Regions from separate parts of the Homo sapiens genome. Here region 1 is linked to region 2. The links are chromatin loops, found by intact Hi-C in ENCODE. Cell type or tissue: psoas muscle. All regions are shown on one strand. Links, peaks and the distances in the headings refer to the core of each region. The heading gives the core; the rest is flanking DNA.

Region 1 (15,767 bases), core at 559-8,558, 77 kb after region 2:
TAGGATTCAGAATCTTTTTTTTTTTTTTTTTTTTTTTGAGATGGAGTTTCGCTCTTGTTGCCCAGGCTGGAGTGCAATGATGCAATCTTGGCTCACTGCAACCTCTGCCTCCCGGGTTCAAGCCATTCTCCTGCCTCAGCCTCCTGAGTAGCTGGGATTATAGGCATGTGCTACCACGCCTGACTAATTTTGTATTTTCAGTAGAGACTGGGTTTCTCCTGTTGGTCAGGCTTGGTCGCTAACTCCCGAGCTCAAGTGATCTGCCCGCCTTGGCCTCCCAAAGTGCTGGGATTACAGGTGTGAGCCACAGCACCCGACCAGGATTCAGAATCTTTATTAGATACAACTGTTTGCCATTAAAATTTTTTTAAATTATGTTATATATTATTATTATTATTTATTATATATATATTATTTCCCAACTAATATTCTTTGTATTGATAGGGGAATTCTTTTTAAGGTTTAGCCAGAAGTGATCAGAATAATATGAATCTTATATTACGAAAGATAGATTTGGAACACAAAATTTAACCTGAATAGCCTAGAAATGTTAAAATTAATACAATATATTTTGTATATTGACTTTACAGGGTGATTATAACATTGCAGAAGACCACAGCTTGGCTTGGTTTCAATATAAATATGTGGAATTTTCTTTTGTTAAAAAGTAATTTCAACTTTTATTTTAGATTTAAGGGATACATGTTCAGGCTTGTTACATTGGTATATTGTATGATGCTGTCACCAAAGTACCCAATAGGTAGTGAGCACAGTACCCAATAGGTAGTGAGCACAGTACCCAATAGGTAGTGAGCATAGTACCCAATAGGTAGTTTTTCAGCCCTTGCCCCCTCCCTCCATTCCCCCTCTAATAGTCCCCAGTGTCTATTGTTGCCATCTTTATGTCCGTGAGTACCCAATGTTTAGCTCTCACTTATAAGAGAACATGCGGTATTTCGTTTTCTGTTCCTACATTAATTCACTTAGGATAATGGCCTCCAGCTGCATCCATGCTGCTGCAAAGAACATGATTTCATTCTTTTTATGGCTGTGTCTTTTAGCAAATTATTTTTGAGTTCCTACTATGTGTAGGGCTCCCTGCTACACGTAGTGCTGGCCTTAGGAGAAAGGAGTGATAGTGTTGTGAGAAGTCAGGGATCCCAAACGGAGGGACCGGCTGGAGCCATGGCAGAGGAACATAAATTATGAAGATTTCATGGACATTTACCAGTTCCCAAATAATACTTTCATAATTTCTTACGCCTGTCTTACTTTAATCTCTTAATCCTGTTATCTTCGTAAGCTGAGGATGTACGTCATCTCAGGACCACTGTGATAATTGTGTTAACTGTACAAATTGATTATAAAACATGTGTGTTTGAACAATACGAAATCAGTGCACCTTGAAAAAGAACAGAAAATCAGCGATTTTCAGGGAACAAGGGAAGACAACCATAAGGTCTGACTGCCTGCAGGGTCGGGCAAAATACAGCCATATTTTTCTTCTTGCAGAGAGCCTATAAACGGACGTGCAAGTAGGGAAGATATCGCTAAATTCTTTTCCTAGCAAGGAATATTAATAATTAATACCCTGGGGAAGGAATGCATTCCTTGGGGGAGGTCTATAAACAGCTGCTCTGGGAGTGTCTGTCTTATGCAGTTGAGATAAGGGCTGAAATGTGCCCTGGTCTCCTGCAGTACCCTCAGACTTACTACGGTGGGGAAAAAACCCGCCCCAGTAAATTTGAGGTCAGACCAGTTCTCTGCTCTCGAACCCTGTTTTCTGTTGTTTAAGATGTTTATCAAGACAATACTTGCACTGCTGAACATAGACCCTTATCAGTAATTCTGCTTTTGCCCTTTGCCTTGTGATCTTTGCTTTTGCCCTTTGCCTTGTGATCTTTGGACCCTTATCAGGAGTTTCTGATTTTGTCCTTGTCCTGTTTCCTCAGAAGCATGTGATCTTTGTTCTCCTTTTTGCCCTTTGAAGCATGTGATCTTGTGACCTACTCCCTGTTCTTGCACCCCCTCCCCTTTTGAAATCCTTAATAAAATTTGCTGGCTTTAAGGCTCAGGTGGGCATCACGGTCCTACCGATATGTGATGTCACCCCCGGTGACCCAGCTGTAAAATTCCTCTCTTTGTACACTTTCTCTTTATTTCTCGGCCGGCCAACACTTATGGAAAATAGAAAGAACCTACATTGAAATATTGGGGGCAGGTTCCCCCAATATGATAGAGCATACAACTAAATCTTACACAAGTCAGACTAAGGGATCCATTCTGACCATGGAACTGAAGGTGGGTTTCAAAAAGGGGATGATGCTTTTGCTGAGCCTTTAAGGATGAATAGACTTTGACCTAGCGAAATAGAGAAGGGCATTGTTTCACTACCACTGCTGCATAATAAACAGCAAATTTAGTGGCAAAAAAACAAACCATGTTATTATGCACACAGATTCTGTGGGTCAGGAATTCAGAAAGGGTGCAACAGGGAAAGCTTGTCTTTGATCTGCCATGTCTGGGTCCTTAACTAGAAAGACTTAAAGGTGGGGGTGACCCCACAGATGGGAGGTGAAATTGTCTGAGAGCATCTTCATTCACATGTCTGGTGGCTAATACTGGCTATTATTGTATGAGGCCTTAGTGGAGCTGTGGGTAGAAAAACCTACCTATGGTCTCTCCACGGGCCTTCCTCATAGCAGGTAACCTTTGGGTGGCCAGATTTCTAATTTGGCAGCTCAGGGATCCCAGAGTGAGTGTCCCAAGAGAACCAGGTGGAAGCTGCATGGTATTTTCTACACTAGTTTCAGAAACTCAGCCAGGTGCAGTGGCTCACACCAGTAATCTTAGCACTTTGGGAGGTTGAGGCAGGCAGATCACCTGAGGTCAGGAGTTCGAGACCAGCCTGGCCAACATGGTGAAACACCCGTCTCTACTAAAAATACAAAAAATTAGCTGGGTGTGGTGGCACATGCCTGAAATCCCAGCTACCTGGGAGATTGAGGCAGGAGAATTGCTGGAACCTGGGAGGTGGAGGCTGCAGTGAGCCAAGATCATGCCACTGCACTCCAGCCTGAGTGACAGCAAGACTCTGTCAAAAAAAGAAAAAAGAAAGAAAGAAAGAAAAAGAAAGAAAGAGAAAGAAAGAAAGAAACTCAGTGGTATCACTTCCACAAGAGAGGCATCAATGTTGGCCAGCTCAGATTCAATAAGAAGTGATACGGACTATGGACTTCAGCCTCTTGATAGGAGGCGTGTGACCATTTTAAAGCCTGTCCTAAGTGTGCTGCAGCAGAAGGAAAGCAGAGACCTCACGGGGTGTTTCCAGCTGGCCTGTAGTCTGATGCTGCTGGCATTGTAGGTGTGAAGTAGAGTGGCAAAAGTGGGGTTGGAAATGTAGACTGGAACCACCATGTGAAAAAGTCTTTACTGCTTTGCGGCAAGTACCATATCTGAAGCCACAAATCACAGAAGAAATGACACTTTGTTTTTCTATGAGTTAATCTACTTTTCCTTTTGAGACATTCCATCAGGGCGTGGGAACTTAATCTCACTCAGTTCTGGGTAATCTCTGCCACCCTGGGTTGCCTGAGTTCAGTCCTCCCTCATTTTTTCTCTTGACACTGTCTCTAGAGTGGCATGGGGTGTATGTGGCACGGAGGAAGCTGGCTCCGGGCTAATTTCTGTCCAAGCGGGCACCTGCCCAGATATACCTGAACCTGTTTGGTTCTAGGCCATTGATTCAAGCAAGTTGCATCTGTGTTATTCCTGACTGCAGAGCTTCTTGAGGTCTAGTTCTATTTTAGCTAAAACTGTCCCCTTCATAGGGACACAGAGATAATCTCCTGTACCTCTCTGGAGCTGCAAGGAACAATGTAAGGTCATCTCAGTTCTTCTCTGTTCCCTACTGCACTTAAAAACAATTTTTAACTTTTATTAGAGATGGAGTCTCACTCTGTCACCAGGGCTGGAGTGCAGTGGCACCATTATAGCTCACTGCAGCCTTGAACTCCTGGGCTCAAGCAATCTTCCCACCTCAGCCTCCTGTTTAGCTAGGACTACAGGTGCATGCCACCACAGCCAGCTAATGTTTAAATTTTTTGGTAGAGACAGGGTCTCTCTATGCTTCCCAGGCTGGTCTCAAACTCCTGGCCTCAACTGATCCTCCCACCTAGGCCTCCCAAAGTGCTTTGCTTACAGGTGTGAGCCACTGTGTCTGGCCTATCTACTGGACTTTACTCCTATGCCAGGCCAGCTGCAAAGAACCCACCTCCTGGGTTCAAGTCATGCTCCTGTCTCAGCCTCCTGAGTGGCTGTGACTACAGGTGCATGCCACCACATCTGGCTAATTTCTATATATATATTTTTTGAGATGGGGTCTTGCTCTGTCGCCTAGGCTGGAGTGCAGTGGTGCAATGTTAGCTCACTGCAACCTCTGCCTCCCAGGTTCAAGCCATTCTCCTGTCTCAGCCTTCCAAGTAGCAGGGACTACAGGCACATGCCACCACACCCAGCCATTTTTTGTATTTTTAGTAGAGACAGGGGTTCACCATGTTGGCCAGGCTGGTCTCGAACTCTTGACCTCAGGTGATCCGCCCTCCTGGGCCTCCCAAAGTACTGGGATTACAGGCATGAGCCACCGTGCCTGGCCTCTGTTTTCAATTCTCTGAGTATACTGCCTTAAACTAGGAGTGGAGTTGTTGAGTCATATTATAATTTGGTTTTACTTATTGACGAACTGCCAAACTTTGTCTCAGGCCCTTAAAACACAAAGCTGGCCCATGTCCTTCCTTGGTCAAGATTCATTGTTCTTTTACCGTACTGTTGAATTTGATCTGCCAGGGTTTTATTTAGGATTTTCACACCTATCCGTGAGTGAGACTGTCTTTGTCAGGCTTTGGTAAAAGGATTATGATTAGTCAGCTTCATAAGTTTCCATCTTCTACATATATTGTATATTATAATATTATAGATTATGGAAATGATCTATTTCTCCAGTTATAGAATACATAACACAAACATGAGTATTTTGAATTATAAACTTTCAATATCACTTTTAATGATTTTGTTTGCTTCTCCTTAAAATAATCTAAGTAATTTATATTTTCTTTTTTTTTGAGACAGAGTCTCACTCTGTCACCCAGGCTGGAGTGCAATGACGTGATCTCAGCTCACTGCAATCTCTGCCTCCCAGGTTCAAGCGATTCTCCTGCCTTAGCCTCCCGGGAAGCTGGGATTACAGGTGCCCACCAACACACCCAGCTAATTTTTTGTATCTTTAGTAGAGACAGGGTTTCACCATGCTGGCCAGGCTGGTCTCGAACTCCTGACCTCCTTGTTATCTGCCCGCCTCGGCCTCCCAAAGTGCTGGGATTATAGGCATGAGCCACCATACCCAGCCCTCTTTTTTTTTTTAATTAACTAATTAATTAATTTATTTATTTATTTTTGCAACAGAGTCTTGCTCTGTTGCCCAGGCTGGAGTGCAGTGGCATGGTCCCGGCTCACTGCAACCTCCACCTCCCAGGTTCAAGCGATTCTTGTGCCTCAGCCTCCTAAGTAGCTGAGATTACAGGCACGTCCCACCATGCCCAGCTAATTTTTCTGTATTTTTGGTAGAGACAGGGTTTCACCATATTGGCCAGGCTGGTCTTGAACTCCTGACCTCTTGATCCACCTGCCTCAACCTCCCAAAAGTGCTAGGATTACAGGCATGAGCCACCATGCCCTGACCCTCTTTATAAACTTTTTAATAGCTCCTAAGTTTTTATTATTCCTTTTATTGTTGTCTAGTTTTTCAATTAATTTTTTTTATTTTGTCTCTGTACTTGACTTGTAACAGTCTTTTAGTCCACCTTAACTTCTAGATAAGGTATTTTGTCCGTTTATTTTACTTTTCTTGCCTAGGATTTGCTTTTCGGAACTGCTTTATTAGGTTATAATTTTCCTACTTAAAATTCATCCATGCTGAGTGTACAATTAAATGATTTTTAGTAAACATACTGAGTTGTGCAAACATCACCACAATCCAGTTTTAGCACATTTCTGGCACTCTGAAAGATCCCTTATGCCCATGTACAGTTGATCTTCATTCCTATCTTCAGCCTCAGACAAGCACTGGTTTGATTTCGGTATCTATAAATTTGCTTTTTCTGGCTGGGTGTGATGACTGACGCCTGTAATCCCAGCACTTTGGGAGACCGAGGTGGATGGATCACTTGAGGCCAGGAGTTTGAGACCAGCCTGACCAACAAGGTGAAACCCTGTTTCTATAAAAAATACAAAAATTAGTTGGGTGTGGTGGCACACGCCTGTAATCCCAGCTACTCCGGAGGCTGAAGCAACAAGAATCACTTGAACCCGGGAGCCGGAGATTGTGCTGAGCCAATATTGCACCATTGCAGCCTGGCTGACAGAGTGAGACGCTGGCTCAAAAGAAAAAAAAGGAAAAATACTTGGTTTTTCTGGATATTTCATTATAAATGGAATCCTGTTATATCATGTGGTCTTTTGCATCTGGCTTTTTCTCCTGGCCGTAATGTTTTTGGGGCTCGCCTGTGTTGTAGCATGTATTGTATGCAGCAGGTAATACATTCTGACTTTTTAGATTGTGCTTATCCACATCTTTCTAAGGGCTCTTTCCCTGGACTCATGTAGCTTCCTCCTAAGACTGTGGAAAGCCATACTTTGCAAAGGCTCGAGGGAACACTGCAGATCTCTGGAACTCTCTCTTGGTACAACTTCCTTATCTCTGGTACATTGCTCCATAAATTGTGGATATTTTCTAAAATCTTTCTCTGTTCTGATATAAAAACATTTCACAGCAGTGTTTTCTCTCTAAGATCTCAGGACAATGCTCCCTTTCCCTTAAGTTGCAGAGTCTTTCCTAGGATATATGAAGTCTGTTTTCACTCCTCCATGAAGCAGTGAGCTCTTTCAAGGCCTGGGATTGTCACTGGGCAGATATGTGGGCTGTTCTTCTCTCCCTCCGCTGCAGAGGAAGTGTCAGATTTCCCCCCTCAGGCTGAGAGACAACTGGGTGGAGGTTGATCTGCACTCTCCCCAGAGCAATTTCTGGTGCCTAGTGGATTCTCTTTTATCATTTTTTTTCTTTTTCTTTTTTCTTATATCTCCTCAAGAAAACATAGCACCATCAAATGCCATGGCATCCTATAGAGAACTTCCATCTTTGGTCGCAGTGTTAAGAGCTCTTGGTTTCACAGCCTCACAAGACCTCTTTGAAATGACCTATCTTTTCTCGTTAAAAAAATTGAAAAAAAAAATTTTTTTAGAAATGGGGGTCTTGCTATGTTGCCCAGTCTGGTCTTGTACTCCTGGCCTCAAACAGTCCTCCCACCCTGGCCTCCCAAAGTGCTGGGATTACAGGCATGAGCCACCACACCTGGCCCTTAGTGGGCTTTCTGAAAGAAGCAAAACTTTTTTCCTGTTTTCATTCTAGGATTTTCTGACTGCAATACCAGTTCAAGAACATGCCTAAACAAATGAAAGCTTCTGCAGAGGGCAGTGCAGTCACAGAAGGCTGACTGCCTCCTGCTTGTGTAACCAGCTCTCCCAGTGAGCCCGCAGTTCCTGTTCTCTCTGTCACACGGGGTACGTAGGGGAGCTTTTCTTCCAGCATGTACTGTTCTAGGGGTACTGCCTGACAGGATACTCATCTCCCAAGATGCCCCTGGGCTAGGCAGTGGATACATCAAGTCCTAGTAATTGTCACTGAATGGTTACAGAAAGAGGCAGGTGGGGGTTGGGGGTAGTAAGGTAAAACTTTGGTTTAGATCAGTTTAGATCAAGCCAGCCTGTCTATACTAGTAGGACTTCTGCCTAGTTGCTTGGTTAGAATGAGGATAAGTAAGCTCCTTGTGGCTGTCCATGGTTCAAGAGCCGAGTGAGTATCATCAGGAATGTGGGTTTTTTTCTTTTTCTTTTTTTTTTTTGAGACACGAGTCTCACTCTGTTGCCCAGGCTGGAGTGCAGTGGTGCCATCGTGGCTCACTGCAGCCTCAAACTCCTGGGCTCAAGCAATCCTCCTGCCTCAGACTCCCAAAGTGGTGGGACTACAGGCATGAGCTACCATCCCTGGCCTATGAATGTGTCTACTGTTAGTGTCCCAACACATTGCATTTAGTGGAAACGTCTCTCAGATTTTGGCAAGTGGTCTTCCTTATCTATCACTCCTTTCAGGGACCAGCATCTTACTAAGTTGGGAAGGCACTGGTGGTTTACCCCATGGTAACCTTGAGGCAATCTAAGGATTTTTTATTTGGTTCTGGAGGAATTGGAAAACCTGTGAGCTTTCCAGGCAGAAGTGGTGAGTTAGGTGGATTATAGGTCAGAATTGTGCCACCTGGGCAGTGGCAATTGGAATGCAGAGGAATCAATAGTTCCTTGTTTTTTCTCTTAAATTTTTTTTGGCTGGGTGCAATGGCTCATGTCTGTAATCCCAGCACTTTTGGAAACCAACGCAGGAGGATGGCTTAAGGCCAGAGGTTTGAGACCAGCCCAGGCAACATAGCGAGATCCATCTCTACTAAAAATTAAAAAGATTAGCCGGGCGTGGTGTCACATGCCTGCCATCCCAGCTACTCAGGAGGCGAAGGCAAGAGGATTGCTTGAGCCCAGGAGATGGAGGCTGCAGCGATCTAGGAATGTGCCACTGCACCCCAGCCTAGGTGACAAAGCAAGAACCTGTCTAAAAAAATTTTTTTAAATTGTGATAAAATATACATAATGAAGTATGCAGAGTAGTTGGATTCATGAAGACAGAAAGTATGACAGTGGTCACCAAAGACTGGGGGGAGGGTGGAATGGGGAGTTACTGTTTGATGGATACAGAGTTTCAATTTGGGAAGATGAAAACAGTTCTGGAGATAGATGGTAGTGATGGTTGCACCATGTGAATGTGACTTAATGCCACCCAATTGTACACTTAAAAATGGTTACAATGATACATTTTATATCATAATATTTTAACTTCTATTATCTGTCTCTATAAATTTGCGTCTAATTTTTTGCTTTTTAAATCTGTGAAGATAGCATAGGTTCTTTTCCTACCAGAAAGTTGGAGGATAGAGGGAAGAGATATTCCTTTAAGATCTCTTCCAAACCTATTATTTTTCTCTATTTTTATTTAAAGAATTAGTGTCTGATCCTATTTTATGAATTAACATGTCTGATTTTTTTTTTTTTTTTTTTTTTGAGACAGAGTTTCACTCTTGTTGACCAGGCTGGAGTGCAGTGGCATGGTATCAGCTCCCTGCATCCTCTGCCTCCCAAGTTCAAGCCATTCTCCTGCCTCAGCTTCCTGAGTAGCTAGGATTACAGGCGTGCACCACCATGTCCAGCTAATTTTTGTATTTTTAGTAGAGACATGATTTTGTCATGTTGGCCAAGCTGGTCTCGAACTCTTGAGCTCCAGTGATCTGCCTGCCTTTGCCTCCAAAAGTGCTGGGATTACAGGCATGAGCCACTGTGCCCAGCCTGATTCTTCAGAGTTGTAAGTTTTTGTTTTATTATATTTTTTCTATAAAGTACATTTTCTTTCTTTCTTTTCTTTTTAAAATAATTTTCTTCAGGCAGGCTCCCAAACCAGAGTAGGCTCAGACTCCTCTATGAAGTACATTTATGGTATATCCTACGGCCCCACTCTCCTATCTCCTCATTCTCTCTGGTGTGGCTAGCTGTATGTGTGATGTGAATGTCTGAGTGTAGACACTGCTGCTTCCATGAAACAACTTCAGTTAACAGTTATGGGAAAACCCCATGTTCATGTATTAAAGTCCTGTTACTAGAATTATCACTCTGTGAATTTATATACATGATAACTTCTTTTTCTCAGCTCTGGAATAATAGCTGTATACTTGATATTTATTTTGATATATTTTGCACATTTATGTAGTTGTAAATTGATTTACCATGTATTGATTAAGCCTGATTTTCATAGACACTGTCTGATATAGTGTGGATAAGTCTAAATTCAGCAATACTGACTTTGCAAAGTGACCATGAAATTGTTACATATTGGCTGATACAATATCTTGACTGACATTGACTCACTGATTATAGCATATTAGGTGATGAATTGGAGACAAATTAGTATCTCCCTTGCAGGTACAGGGCAGTAAAATTATTTATTTTCTTGGAAAGCACTGTGATGAGCATCACTTTCTTCAGCTGGAAATCTTAGTGTTGATTCTTCTTCTGTTCTGGAGCCTGTGATTGATTGGACTCTAATTATTGACAACTTTTCTAGGAAGTCTCAGAGCTTTTAGAGGGGAGAGTATTTACATTTGGTAGAAAATCTTTTTTTTTTTTTTTTCCGCTACAGGGTCTCGCTCTGTCACCGAGGCTGGAGTGCAGTGGTGCCATCTCTGCTCACTGCAGCCTCAGCCTCCCAGACTCAAGTGATCCTCCCATCTCAGACTCCCTCTCAGCTGGGACTACAGGCTGGGGCCACCATACCTGGCTAATCTTTTTATTTTTTGTAGAGATGGAGTCTTGCTAATATGGTTTGGCTCTGTGTCCCCACCCAAATCTCACCTCTAATTGTAATCCCCGTAATCCCTACACGTCAAAGGTGGGATCAGGTGGAGGTAATTGGCTCATGGGGGCAGTTTCCCCTATGCCGTTCTCCTGATAGTGAGTGAGGCTCATGAGATCTGATGGTTTTATAAGCATCTGGCATTTCCCCTGCTTGCACTCACTCCATCCTTCTGCCCTGTGAAGAATTGCCTACTTCTTTGCCAGCCGCCATGATTGTAAGTTTCCTAAGGTGTCCCTAGCAATGTAGAACTGTGAGTCAATTAAACCTCTTCCTTTATAAATTACCCAGTCTTGGATATTTCTTCATAACAGTGTGAGAATGGACTAATATCCTTGCTATGTTGCCCAGGCTGATCTCAAACTCCTGGGCTCAAGCAATCCTCCTGCCTCAGCCTCCCAAAATGCTGGGATCACAGGCATGAGCCACTGCACCTGGCCTGATAGAAATTCTTAATTTCTCACCTTTCCTCTTTCTTTACACTAAAGAATAAGAAAAGCCAATAACAATGGCTGCTATTGGCTTACTGTCTTAAAGGCAGATAAGTCTTCTCACTTTGGGGCCAAATGTCTCATAAAACCTATCATAGAGTGTATGAATACCGTTAATGAAACTCTGTCTCTTTTTTACACAGTCTAGGGAAGTTGATATCACTTGTGGCTGACAATAAATTTGTATCTGGATATTCTTATAAATTTTCTAATACAGCATTTATTGGCTGCAATACAGAGTTATATCACCCTTTTACTAGAAAGGAGATATTTCTCTGCATTCCATGTACTCCTTCAACAAGTATTTTTTGAGTGCCTTCTAGGTGCCAGCTACTTTATAATTAAATTCCTAATCTTAGGACTGGCATCCGTGGTTTGTCAGATTTTAAATTCCACAGGATCATGTAAGTTCAAGTTAATTAATTCTAGGTACTAAAAAATAAGACTTCCTGTTAAGACAACAATTAATTTTACAAGATTAATATAGATATTTGAAAGGCTTCTTGGAATTGAAACAGCTCTTAAGACCTTCAAATTTTGACAAGTTGAACCAAAATGATTCAACAACAGCAAAAAACCACTGAGCTTTAATATACATTTCAAATTGTTTTATGATATCAGAAATAATAGGAGAACTGTTCAGTAACACACAACTTGTAAAATCTAAAAACATTTTAAAGGAAATTCATCACATTATAATTTGACAAGCCCCTAAATATGACTACTGAAAACAGGCATTAATAACTGGAATGACTGTTTTACATTTTATTGCTGATAGCGAATGGGTCTTGAGTAAAGATGTGAATTTTCTTTCAATGGTCCTCCAACAACAACAAATCTTATTTTATAAAATTCCATATTAATGGAGAGTTCATTTGAGAGTAAGCCAACTGTAATTTTTCCTAAGGTTTTCAAACAAGAATCCAAAACATACATCCATTGAATTGAAGTCTAACACAATTCGTTATCCTAGAAACATTAAAGAGCTGGAGATTAACAGTGTTATCACCTCAACTTAAGTCAACTGTTCAATAGAATTAAAAATTGGAGATGTAGTAATTCTCATATTCTTGTTTCTTTTCATATTCACAAAAAAATATCCAGTGTCCTATTTAAGTGGCATTTCAACTTAAGCTAAAACTTAATTCTTCTTCTTTTCCTGCTTTGCTTTCTTTTGGTGGAGGAGGGGTCATGCAAGAAGGAACTTAGTCCTAAAAACAAAATATATAGATTGCCATAGATTTTATTTCATTTTATTGTTTTTTGTCATTTTTCTTTTTACTTATTTAATTTTTAATTAATTAGTTAATTAATTATTTTTAGACAGAGTCTCACTCTGTCGCCCAGGCTGGAGTGGCATGATCTCGGCTCACTGCAACCTCTGCCTCCCGGGTTCAAGAGATTCTCCCACCTTAGCCTCCTGAGTAGCTGGGATTACAGGTGCCCCCCATCATGCCTAATTTTTGTATTTTTAGTAGAGATGGGGTTTTGCCATGTTGGCCAGGCTGGTCTTGAACTCCTGACCTCAAGTGATCCACCTGCCTTGGTCTCCCAAAGTGTTGGGATTACAGGCATGAGCTTTCATGCCTGGCCTATTTATTTTTAAAATAGAGATGGGGTCTTATTATATTGCCCAGGTTGGTCTCAAACTCCTGGGCTTCAGCAATCCTCCTGCCTCAGCCTCCCAAAGTACTGGAATTATAGGCATGAACTACCATGCCTGGTCAGCCTTAAGATTTCAAAGGAGCAATTCTTAAAATGACTCATCTTTCCTAAATATCTGGGTTTAATTCCGAAATATTCTAAGATTTCAAACTCATTTTTCTATTGCATTTATATTTCCTATTTCTCATTGCTTTTAAGAGGAAATGCATTTCCTATGTTAGCTTTATCCTTGAGTCTATTTCTGAATATTTGTTGAAAAAAGTACTAACATCAGAATTTTATGGATTCTTTTAGTATATTAAAAGCCTTTTGGCTGGGCACGGTGGCTTACGCCTGTAATCCCAGCACTTTGGGAGGCCGAGGTGGGTGGATCACATGAGGTCAGGAGTTCGAGACCAGCCTGGCCAACTTAGTGAACTCCCATCTCTACTAAAAATACAAAAATTAGCCGGGCGTATGCCTGTAGTCCCAGCTACTTGGGAGGCTGAGGCAGGAGAATCACTTGAAACTGGGGGGCAGAGGTTGCAGTGAGCCAAGATCACGCCACTGCACTCCAGCTGGGGTGACAGAGTGAGACTCTGTCTCGAAAAAAAAAAAAAAAATTATTTAAGAAGCCTTTCAGGTTAAATAACTGAAGAGAATCTAAAAATATTGTTGCAAGAAGTAGGCTGCTGATTCAAATCACATCTTTAAAAAAAAATCCAACATATGAAAATAAAAAAGTTTTAAATACCAGTGACCTTGATTTCATCTATGGGCTTAAGATACATTTTAGATTCAAATATGATAAACACAGTTACTCTCCCTGAAATTGTAAAATAGTGAAGTCTTTTTCATTCTTGTTTGTCACTTAAGTTCTCCTCAATTGTTTTCTTTTTTCTTTTTCTTTTCTTTTTTTTTTGAGATGGAGTCTCTCTTGGTCGCCCAGGCTAGAGTGCAGTGTCACGACTCAGCTCACTCCAACCTCTGCCTCCCAGGTTCAAGCAATTCTGCCTCAGCCTCTCCAGTAACTGGGATTACAGGCACCTGCCACAACGCCAGGCTAATCTTTTTGTATTTTTAGTAGAGACGAGGTTTTACCATGTTAGGCAGGCTGGTCTCGAACTCCTGACCTCAGGTGATCCACCCGCCTCGGCCTCCCAAAGTGCTGGGATTACAGGTGTGAGCCACCGCGCCCGGCCTCCTCAATTATTTTCAATCTTTCTATTTCCCTTGTCAAAATATTTCATGTAATCTTATCATTCCCTTGAGATAAGGAATTGCTGTTGGAGAAAATGTGTTTCCAAACAGAGAATATTTTATGTAACTTAAGGGTTTTGCTTAGTAATTTTTTATTTATTTATTTATTTTTACAGTCCAGAGGTCTTTTATTTTTTTTAACACCTATTATGCCATGAATTCATAGGGAATAGGTTCCAGCAGCTCAGGCTACTTCCCATTGGTTCTCACAAAGTGTGCTTCTCTGGGTGGAGCAGGCGGGCGCTTCAGTTGAACCCAGGTACGTTTGTCTTTGGCTTCTTTCTTTTTCTGATCATTTTCCTTCACGCATTTTAGGAAGCGATCTCAGCCCTTAGAGTGCTTAATACGCTTAATACGCACATTAATTCTCTTGGCAAGAATCTTGCCCTTAACTTGTTTCTTTACCACAATGCCAGCAGCATGCTGGGTCACATTGTAGACTCTTCCAGTTTAGCCATGGTGCCTCTTGTGGGGCATTCCTTTTTGAACGGCGCCCATTCCCTTGATTTCCACAGTATCACCTTTCTTATAGATTCGCATACACGTGGCCAAAGGAACAACTCCATGTTTTCTAAAAGGCCTGGAGAACATGTATCACGTGTCTCTCCTCTTTCCCTTGGCGTTCGTCATTTTGGCAAATTACTGGAAGATGGCGGTTCTGGCCGAAAGGAAGCAGTAAAATTTTTATCACTTGCTTTCTTAAGAAAATTTAGATATCATAAATTTAGCCTCTAACCTTCTTTGACATATTCTCTATTCTCATTTTATGACTCAGTCTCTTCTGTTTTATTTAATGGCTTAATAGAGTCATGTTTGAAACTGGGTGGAAAGCAATTTCAGGAAATGGTTTACAAGCTACTTTTAATGGGTACTGTTAGAGTGTTTATTGCTTTCAGATATAAAATTATTATTAAAAATTATTTGTTGGTTGCTGGTGGTTGTGCTTGGAGCTATGAGAGACATAAAGAAGCTGCAATCACTGTCCTGTGCCCCATTATGTGGCAAATAAAAACTATGTGTCTTTACGTGGTTTCTCTGGCTCTACCTGAGATATTTTCCCCTCTAGGGAATGGACATTGGTTACAGTGAGATGATGCATTTTCATCTTATTTTTATTGGCTCTCTTTTCATGAGTATTAGATTCCTTGGTAGTCAAGCTGAACTCCCTAAGAGGAAACACTAGGTCAGTGAAGTATATCAATGGCCTTTATAAGAACATGATGTTGATTCATGATTGCGAGACTTGCATTAGGGTTTGCCTTGCTCATATTGTTACCGGCAGAACATATCCGTATCTGTACAGGTCTGCAGCAACCTCAATTCTTGCCTCCTCAGAAGAAAGGATTTCACTGAGGGGGATAATGCAGAAGGAGAGACTGGGGCAAGTTTCTGAGCAGGAGTGAAAGTTTATTAAAAAGCCTTAGAACACCAACATGGCACATGTATACATATGTAACAAACCTGCACGTTGTGCACATGTACCCTAAAACTTAGAGTATAATAATAATAAAATAAAATTAAAAAGCCTTAGAACAGGAATGAAAGGAAGGAAAGTACACTTGGAAGAGGGCCTGGCAGGCAACCTGAAAGGCAAGTGTGTGGTTTGACCTTTTGACCTGGGGTTTTATATGTTGGCATACTTCTGGGGTCTTGAATTTCTTCTTTCATCCCACTTACCTAACTCCTGAGAGCTTATCAGGAAACTGCTGATCACCAGTTTCAGGTGTTACCTATTATGAGGCTGCCTTTCACTGGTGCCGGCTGTGACCAATTATTACCGTAGCAGGGCAGTTAACAACAGCCTGACCATCACC
Region 2 (8,000 bases), core at 1-8,000:
GCATGGCCAACAATAGGCACAGATTTTATCTAGAACCAACACATCCAGAGAGGAGAGAAAAGAAGGAAGAGGAGACAGGTTAAGGGAAGGAGAGAAGAGGAGACAGTGCAAGAGAAATGGAAAGGATCAGGGAGACTAAGGGAGGAGAAAAAGAGGAGGGAGGGAAGGTGGAGAAAATGGCGTGGCAGGGGCAAGAGGCAAGGAAGGGACGGGGTGGGCAAAAACAGCACTAATTTGGTGCGTACCAGGTGTCAGGCACTGTTTCAAATACCTTACCCACAGTATCCCTTTTAACCCTTCTGCTCTACGGCCCTGAGTCCCAGCTGGATGGACACCCGCCTGCAGGAGGTCCTAACCCCCAGCTTGGCAATGCCCTCCCCGCCTCCAGCCCCAGCTAACCCTTTGCCATTCACTCTGTCCACAGCCTTCTCACCCCTTTCTCTCTAAAAAGGTGTAGTATTTAATTAGGCTGGGGAGGTACTACTTCAGCCAAGGAATGGACGCCTGTTTTTAAATAAAAATAAAAATTTCAGAACCCTCTAAATTTATTATGCCAAGGGGGAAGTTAGGGCTTGGAGACTGGGTTATGTATAACTTGCATGCTTGCAATTCTGCTTCACTCTCTTCCCCACTGTTCTTGACTTCCTCATTGTAAATGACTAGGAGAGACCAGATCTTCCCGCTTCTAATTGCTGATCTTTGTTGTACATTAACTGCCTCCTTCATTGTCCTGTACCTAACTCGCACCAGATAGCGTCAGTCCAAGACCCAATGATGGTTACATCTGCTGTGTGGAATGTTAAATATACCTCCCCCACCACTCAGAAAGACCACCTTGACTAATCAGATCATTGTAACTATGCATTAAGCCTTACATAGAAACATGCTGAAATCCTATTAAATTTCCCTGAACTTTTTCTATATGAACACTGTCAAATTTCTTGGAATCTGTTCTTTCTGGGCAGGCTCACTTGTTTTTGTTTGTTTGTTTGTTTTTTGTTTTTTTTGAGACAGAGTCTCACTCTGTCGCCAGGCTGGAGTACAGTGGTGCGATCTTGACTCACTGCAACCTCCGTCTCCTGGGTTCAAGCGATTCTCCTGCCTCAGGCTCCCCAGTAGCTGGGACTACAGGCACGCGCCACCACACCCAACTAAATTTTGTATTTTTAGTAGAGACAGGGTTTCACCATGTTGGCTGGCATGGTCTTGATCTCTTTGTGATCCGCCTGCCTCGGCCTCCCAAAGTGCTGGGATTACAGTTGTGAGCCACTGTGTCCGGCCGGCAGGCTCACTTTTAACCTTCGCACTTAATTAAACTCTCTTTAAACTAGATTCTGACCTTTTTGATTATTTTAGGTTGACACTATCAAGTTGGGCCTAAAAACCTGATGAATTTCTTTGAGGCCAGAAAGGACCCTACAGTCCATCCTTCTTTTTACTATGGAGGAAGCGGAGGTCCAGGAAGAATACACCATCAGCTAGATTCTCCACATTCCATGCCCCCATCTCTTCCAGAGCTGACCCGGGCTGGTTCCATGGGCAAAAGCGTGGTCCTTTGTGGTTTAAATAACATGTACTTTTTCACTCATAAGAGCAATACATGAAAAAAATTATGAATAATCTCACCACCCAGGGAGAACCACTATTAACATTTTGCGTAATTCTTTGCAGTCAAAGGGCTTTTAAAGAACAACCAAATGCCAGAGTATTAGATGCAAATGTTAAAAATGAAGTATTTTAAAAATAGATTCAACTTGGCGAATGTTATTTGATCTCTACATAGGGAAGCTTTCTAAGCTTAAAATCAAAGAAAGAAACCACAAAGGAAAAAAGATCAATATGAACAACTTCACTTCAAAGAGGAAGGAGACTGAAAAGGCTTTCTATCAAAATTCAAACTGTAGGGGAAAATGCTTATGATAGAATGTTACATTTAACAAAAAGGATGTAAAATTGTACATACCATATGATTGCAAGTGTGCAATTAATAAATAATACCACCTCAGATCCACTTAGATGGCTACTATCAAAAACACAGAAAATAATAAGTGTTGGTAAGGATGCAGAGAAATCAGGACCCTTGTATACTGTTTGTAGATTTGTAAAATACTGCAGCCACTGTGGAAAACCAAATGGCAGTCCCTCAAAGAATTAAAAATAGAACTAACATATGATCAAGCAATTCTGTTTCTGGGTATATACCCCAAAGAATTGAAAGCAGGGTCTCAAAGAGGTATTTGTACACCCATGTTCATAGCAACACTATTCACAATTGCCAAAAGGTGGAAGCAACCCAAGTGTCCATCAACTGATGTATGGATAAGCAAAAGGTGGTCTACACATGCAATGGGATATTATCCAGCCTTAAAAAGGAAATTCTGACATACGTTACAACATGGATGAACCTTGAAGACATTATGCTAACTGAAATAAGCCAGACACAGAAGGATAAATAATGTATAATTCTACTTATATGAGGTACTTAGAGTAGTCAAATTCATAGAGACAGAAAGTAGAAGCGTGGTTTCCAGGGACTGGGGAAAGAGTGGATTGAGGAACTGTCGTTTAATGAATATAGAGTTTCAGATTTGCAAGATGAAAAGAATTCTGGAGATCTAATTCTTTTCAATATTTTCATTGTTTTCAATACGAACAATGTGAACATTCTTAACCCTACTAAACCGTATGCTTAAAAATGGTTAAGGTGGTAAATTTTATGTTATGTGTATTTTGTCACAATTAAAAAAACATACACACTTAAAAAGGATGGCAAGAAAACACACAAGAACAAGCATAAGACCCAGCCTATGGTCAGATCCTATTAAAAGTGCAGTTCGTGGACCAGCAGTGAATATATCCCTGAGAGCGTGTTAGAAATGCTGAACCTCAGGCCCTACCCCAGACCTGCTGAATCAGAATCTGCTCTGTAACACAATCCCCAAGAGATTCACATGCACATTGAAGTGTTGACATAGTAGATGCACAACAAACATTTGTTGCATGAATACATCCTTTCTTGTTGGTAAGTTTACAAGCAAATGTTATTGTGTTCTTCATACTTGCCTATCTTTTCCAAATTTTCCCAAACAGGCATGTGTTAGTTTATTTTTTTATTCTGATTTTAAATCATTCCCATTTAGATATTTTAACAGACCCCGAATCCAAAGCAGACAAGTTTCAGCAAGTCCCAAGGCCTGTTAGCCAACCAGAAAATAGAAGCTATGGAGGTTTAACTGAAATCCACAGATGCCCCCTAAGTCTCATTTTAGTTGATACTTACTTCAATATGTTTTCAGAGCAGCCAAGTAGGAGCAGTTTGGGATGGACCACACCTCTGTCAGCCTGTACAAAAATGGCTATCCATGACCTGGTCAGCCATGCTATCAACCCCACACACCATGGGAACAATGTTCATCTGAGTGAATGGAGGAATGGTCAGTGATTAATTCAGATCGGAATCAAAGACATAGGTAGCAGGAGAATCTACCTGCCCACTCAGGAGAACAACACACAGGGTCCTGGAGAATGTCTAAGTCACAGTCTCAAATTGCCTTTAAGGACCACCAGTCTTAAGCAAGGATGGCAGAGAACCAAACTGTCCATGGTGCTTCAAACAAGCATATTCTACATCCTAGCACAAACTTTTTAGATAAATACATTCTGCAAGCCCATCTATTGATAATGGAAAGAACCATGCAGTGCAAATTCTAACAGCCACCTGGCACTTGGTCTCTGTTGACATAACAACTGAAAGACTATACACCCCTGCCCGCATTCCTGGATAATGAGAATTACTGAAAACCATTTCCAAACATCCACCAGAGTCTCAACAATGCAAAATCTCAGCTTTCAAACCTGAGCTCTACACCAGACATGCTAGGTAATCCAGAACAAACAAATCTCTTTTCTGCTTATGTTTCTAGGCCCTCTACAGCTGGAATGTTACTGTCCACCTTCCTCATACTTGCTTATTACAAAGTGAAAAATGAAATAAGAAATCATGACTAAATTATTTCTCATGTATTGTTCTGGCTTCCACCAACATATATGCAGATGGTTCAGTATAAGGCTATTCACTGCAGAACTCTTAGAATATCCATCAAGAGGAAACTGATTAAACAAAAGCATACCTATACCCAGCAATATTATACAAGTATAAAAAAGAATGAAGATGTTCTTTATGTATAGATATGGAAAGGGCTTCAAGACACAGTTACATGAAAAAGCAAGGAGAAAATAAGTATGTAGAGCTCCACTGCATACGTAGCTACACATAGTATTTACATTTTAATTAGTTAACATTTAAATGTAGTCCGAATAGCCACATTTCAAGTGGGCAGGAAGGCAGAGAACTTCAACCACTCTACTGCATAGTATCTGTGTAACTTAGAACACATTACATAACTTCTGTAAGCTCAGACTTATTATAAAATAAGGATGATGACAATACAGTACCTCATACTGTGAGGATTAACTCAGATAACACATAAAGTGCTTAAGGGGTTAACCGGGATAGTCCTTACTACTGAATCTAACATTTGTGCAGCTGTGGGCCAAAGCTGAGCATGAGCTGGCTGTGTCAGTCAAGGCCTCACAGATGGGTTCTCCTTTGGTAGAAGTAACTAGTCCAAGTAGTAGTAAATTTAAATATGAGTAGTAGTAAAATTGGTAGTAGTAAATCAGTCCAAGCTAGATGCTGTCAGTCCCCACCCCAATCCCCACCCCAGCTTGCTATCGTAGGTCACAGCACCCTTTCCTGGCAAAGCTACTCTCTTCCCCAGAATCCTTCTCAACACAAAACTCTCTGCAGCCACCATTAATCAACTAGAGTCAGTGCCTGAGATGAAATTTATCTGCCATCATTGCTGGTCCTGGTTGTGAGGATCAGAATCATGTTACTCAAACTCACAAGAGTTCCTTTTAAGCAGGTTACCATAAGATTTGTTGTTTAAAACAAGATCCTTTTGAGAATGCTCTGAAATTAGACTGGGACAAGTATAAACCACAGTTGAAGACAAATGTGAATGCATGGTCACTTAATTATATGTGATAATGCAAATTTATCCATAATCATTTCTAACATTTATATAACATATTACAGTTGTCAAAGTGTTTGCACATGCAGAATTTCAACAGACGACCCACACAATGGAGAACCATGGAGTACAGTCTACAAAAGGCACTTCCTCTCACTGGGTGGATCCACTCAAGAAACCCAACTTAAAAAGTTCAACCTGGCCGGGCACGGTGGCTCACATCTGTAAACCCAGCACTTTGAGAGGCCGAGGCGGGCACATCACGAGGTCAGGAGATCGAGACCATCCTGGCTAACACGGTGAAACCCCGTCTCTACTAAAAATACAAAAAAATTAGCCTGGCGTGGTGGCACATGCCTGCAGTCCCAGCTACTCGGAGGCTGAGGCAGGAGAATTGCTTGAACCCGGGAGGTGGAGGTTGCAGTGAGCCAAGATCGTGCCACTGCACTCCAACCTGTGCAACAGAGCGAGACTCCGTCTCAAAAAAAAAAAAAAAAAAAAAAAAAAAAAAAAAAAAAAAAAAAAAAAAGTTCAACGTACACGAAAAGGGTTTAGATGCTTGAAGACATTTCCATCAAGCTGAGGTAGCTACATGAATTACTAATTTCAGCTTGGGGATATTTCTGTCCAGATGGCCAGTGTTAGGGCTATTAGGTTAGAGTTCTCCTCCTCCTCCAGGACTGGAGAAACACAAATTCTTTGGTTCTTTTTTTGCCTATAACCCATGCAAACCACTTCCTTTCTTCAGCACTGGAAAAACCGGGTAGAGAAAATCCAAATGATGAGGATATAGTTTTCTTAGGACATACATGTGACTCTGGCTGTAATGATAATGAGAGGTGAAGCCAGCTGGACTTCTTGGGTCCAGTGGGGACTTGGAGAACTTTTCTGCCTAGCTAAAGTATTGTAAACGCACCAATCAGCACTCTGTAAAAATGCACCAATCAGCACTCTGTGTCTAGCTAAAGGATTATAAATGCACCAATCAGTACTCTGGAAAAACACACCAGTCAGCACTCTGTGTCTAGCTAAAGGATTGTAAATGCACCAATCAGCACTCTGTGTCTAGCTAAAGGATTGTAAATGCACCAATCAGCACTCTATAAAATGCATCAATCAGCACTCTGTAAAATGGACCAATCAGCACTCTGTAAAACGGACCAATCAGCAGGTTGTGGGCAGGGCCAAATAAAGGAATAGAAGCTGGCCACCCCAGCCAGTGGTGGCAACCGGCTCAGGTCTCCTTCTACTCCGTGGATGCTTTGTTCTTTCGCTCTTCACAATAAATCTTGCTGCTGCTCACTCTTTGGGTCTGTACTACCTTTATGAGCTGTAACACTCACTACAGAGGTCTGCGGCTTCACTCCTGAAGTAAGCGAGACCACAAACCCACCTGGAGGAACAAACAACTCTGAACGCGCCACCTTTAAGAGCTGTAACACTCACTGGGAAGGTCTGTGGCTTCACTCCTGAAGTCAGCGAGACCACGAACCCACTGGAAGGAAGAAACTCCGAACACATCTGAACATCTGAAGGAACAAACTCTGAACACACCATCTTTAAGAACTGTAACACTCACCGTGAGGGTCCGCGGCTTCATTCTCGAAGTCAGCGAGACCAAGAACCCACCGGAAGGAACCAAGTCCGGAAACAATAAGAATGAGAAACTGTTTTACTATCTAGGACAGTGTTTCTCAAACTGAAGGTTATGCAGGCACAAAATAAATATAAGGAGAAGAGATCACAGTTAATCACCCATAGTAACATTTGTTACTGTGAAACATTTGTTTCTGGTTGGATATGAAGTATCCTCCATCATAATATAAAATTGTATGTCAGCTAGTTGCAAGTCAAAAAATTTAAAGCCACAGATTTAGGAAACTATGACTCTTCTGAACACATGGACTAGAAAAGCATCTGGCCCAATTCGTGCTACAGCTTGAAAAGTGCCTATTAAGTTCATGAAGGTTTGCCTTCTCTTACTCTTGTTAGAACCCAACCACCATATGGAGAAGCCTAAGCTAGCCTGCTGAAGGATGAAAGACATGTGGGCTGGTCACCCCTGTCACGCTGGCTGAAGCCTGCCCACTGCCAGACATGAAGGAGGTCATCTAGGACCAAGAGTCCCAGCCAGGCTGGGTGTGGTGGCCCATGCCTGTAATCCCAGTACTTTGGGAGGCCAAGGCAGGAGGATCACTTGAGCCCAGGTGTTCGAAATCAGCTTGGGCAACATAGTGAGACCCCACCTCTATGATGAAATCTGAAGATTAGCCAGGCATGGTGGTGTGTGCCTCTAGTCCCAGCTACTCGGGAGGTTAAGGTGGGAGGATTGCTTGAGCCTTGGAGGTTGAGGCTGCAATGCATTGTGATCATGCCACTGTACTCCAGCCTGGGTGACAGAGTGAGACTCCCAAAAAATAACAACAAAAAAAAGGTGGGTGAGAGTGTCCAACCAAGTCACCAGCCAACCACAGCCATATGAGTGAGCCTAGGCTAGATCAGCAGAAAATCTGCCAGGTTAGTCAGCCCACATTGTTAAACCCCAGAATCATGAGCTAATAAATGATTGCTGTCTGAAGCCACTAAGTTTGGGGGTAGACTGTTAGGCAGTGAGAGATGACTGATTCAGTTCTCCTCTTCCAATTGTGGAAGAGACTGAGCCTCAAAGCAGAATAACTACAAAGTGTCACCAGTATAACCTTATGGGAGCCCAGGACACTTCTGGCACAGTGAGCTTAGTTCCTGACATCACCCAGTTGGGGAGGAGGAAAGGGAAAGGAGAATGGTGACACAGATGGTGAGGATCCCAGAAACTACTGTCCACCTGCAACCACTGAGAGACTTGGGGATGCTACTTGGCCTGCCAGAGACAAGATTTAGGAGATATGTGACTTTTCTGTCCAAAGGGACATGACTTAGAGAAGAGTAGGCTCACCTAAGTGTTGCTCTGGGATTAACAGGTAA

The links. Peaks named below come from ENCODE experiments on the same cell type or tissue, not always from the same donor. Only the 100,000 strongest peaks of a DNase experiment are listed, where the experiment ranks them.
Region 1: it touches region 2 in a loop (2.7-fold over the local background); 18 of 110 quality-filtered maps call a loop at or near these places.

What each region holds. Positions count from the first base shown.
Region 1 is chr3:32,029,012-32,044,778 of GRCh38, reverse strand. LOC124900559 (small nucleolar RNA SNORA25) reads right to left here and starts at 7,253; the gene lies at 7,126-7,253. It also overlaps a transcript of OSBPL10 not described here and the pseudogene RPL21P40. In psoas muscle, for the core only: no CTCF peak of the experiment used is centred there; a DNase peak (open chromatin) is centred at 4,618; H3K27ac peaks cover 3,981 bases.
Region 2 is chr3:32,113,324-32,121,323 of GRCh38, reverse strand. All of the region lies in intron 1 of GPD1L (glycerol-3-phosphate dehydrogenase 1 like), which reads right to left. Among named protein-coding and RNA genes, the nearest start is that of GPD1L, 11 kb to the right of the region's middle. In psoas muscle, for the core only: no CTCF peak of the experiment used is centred there; no DNase peak of the experiment used is centred there; H3K27ac peaks cover 930 bases.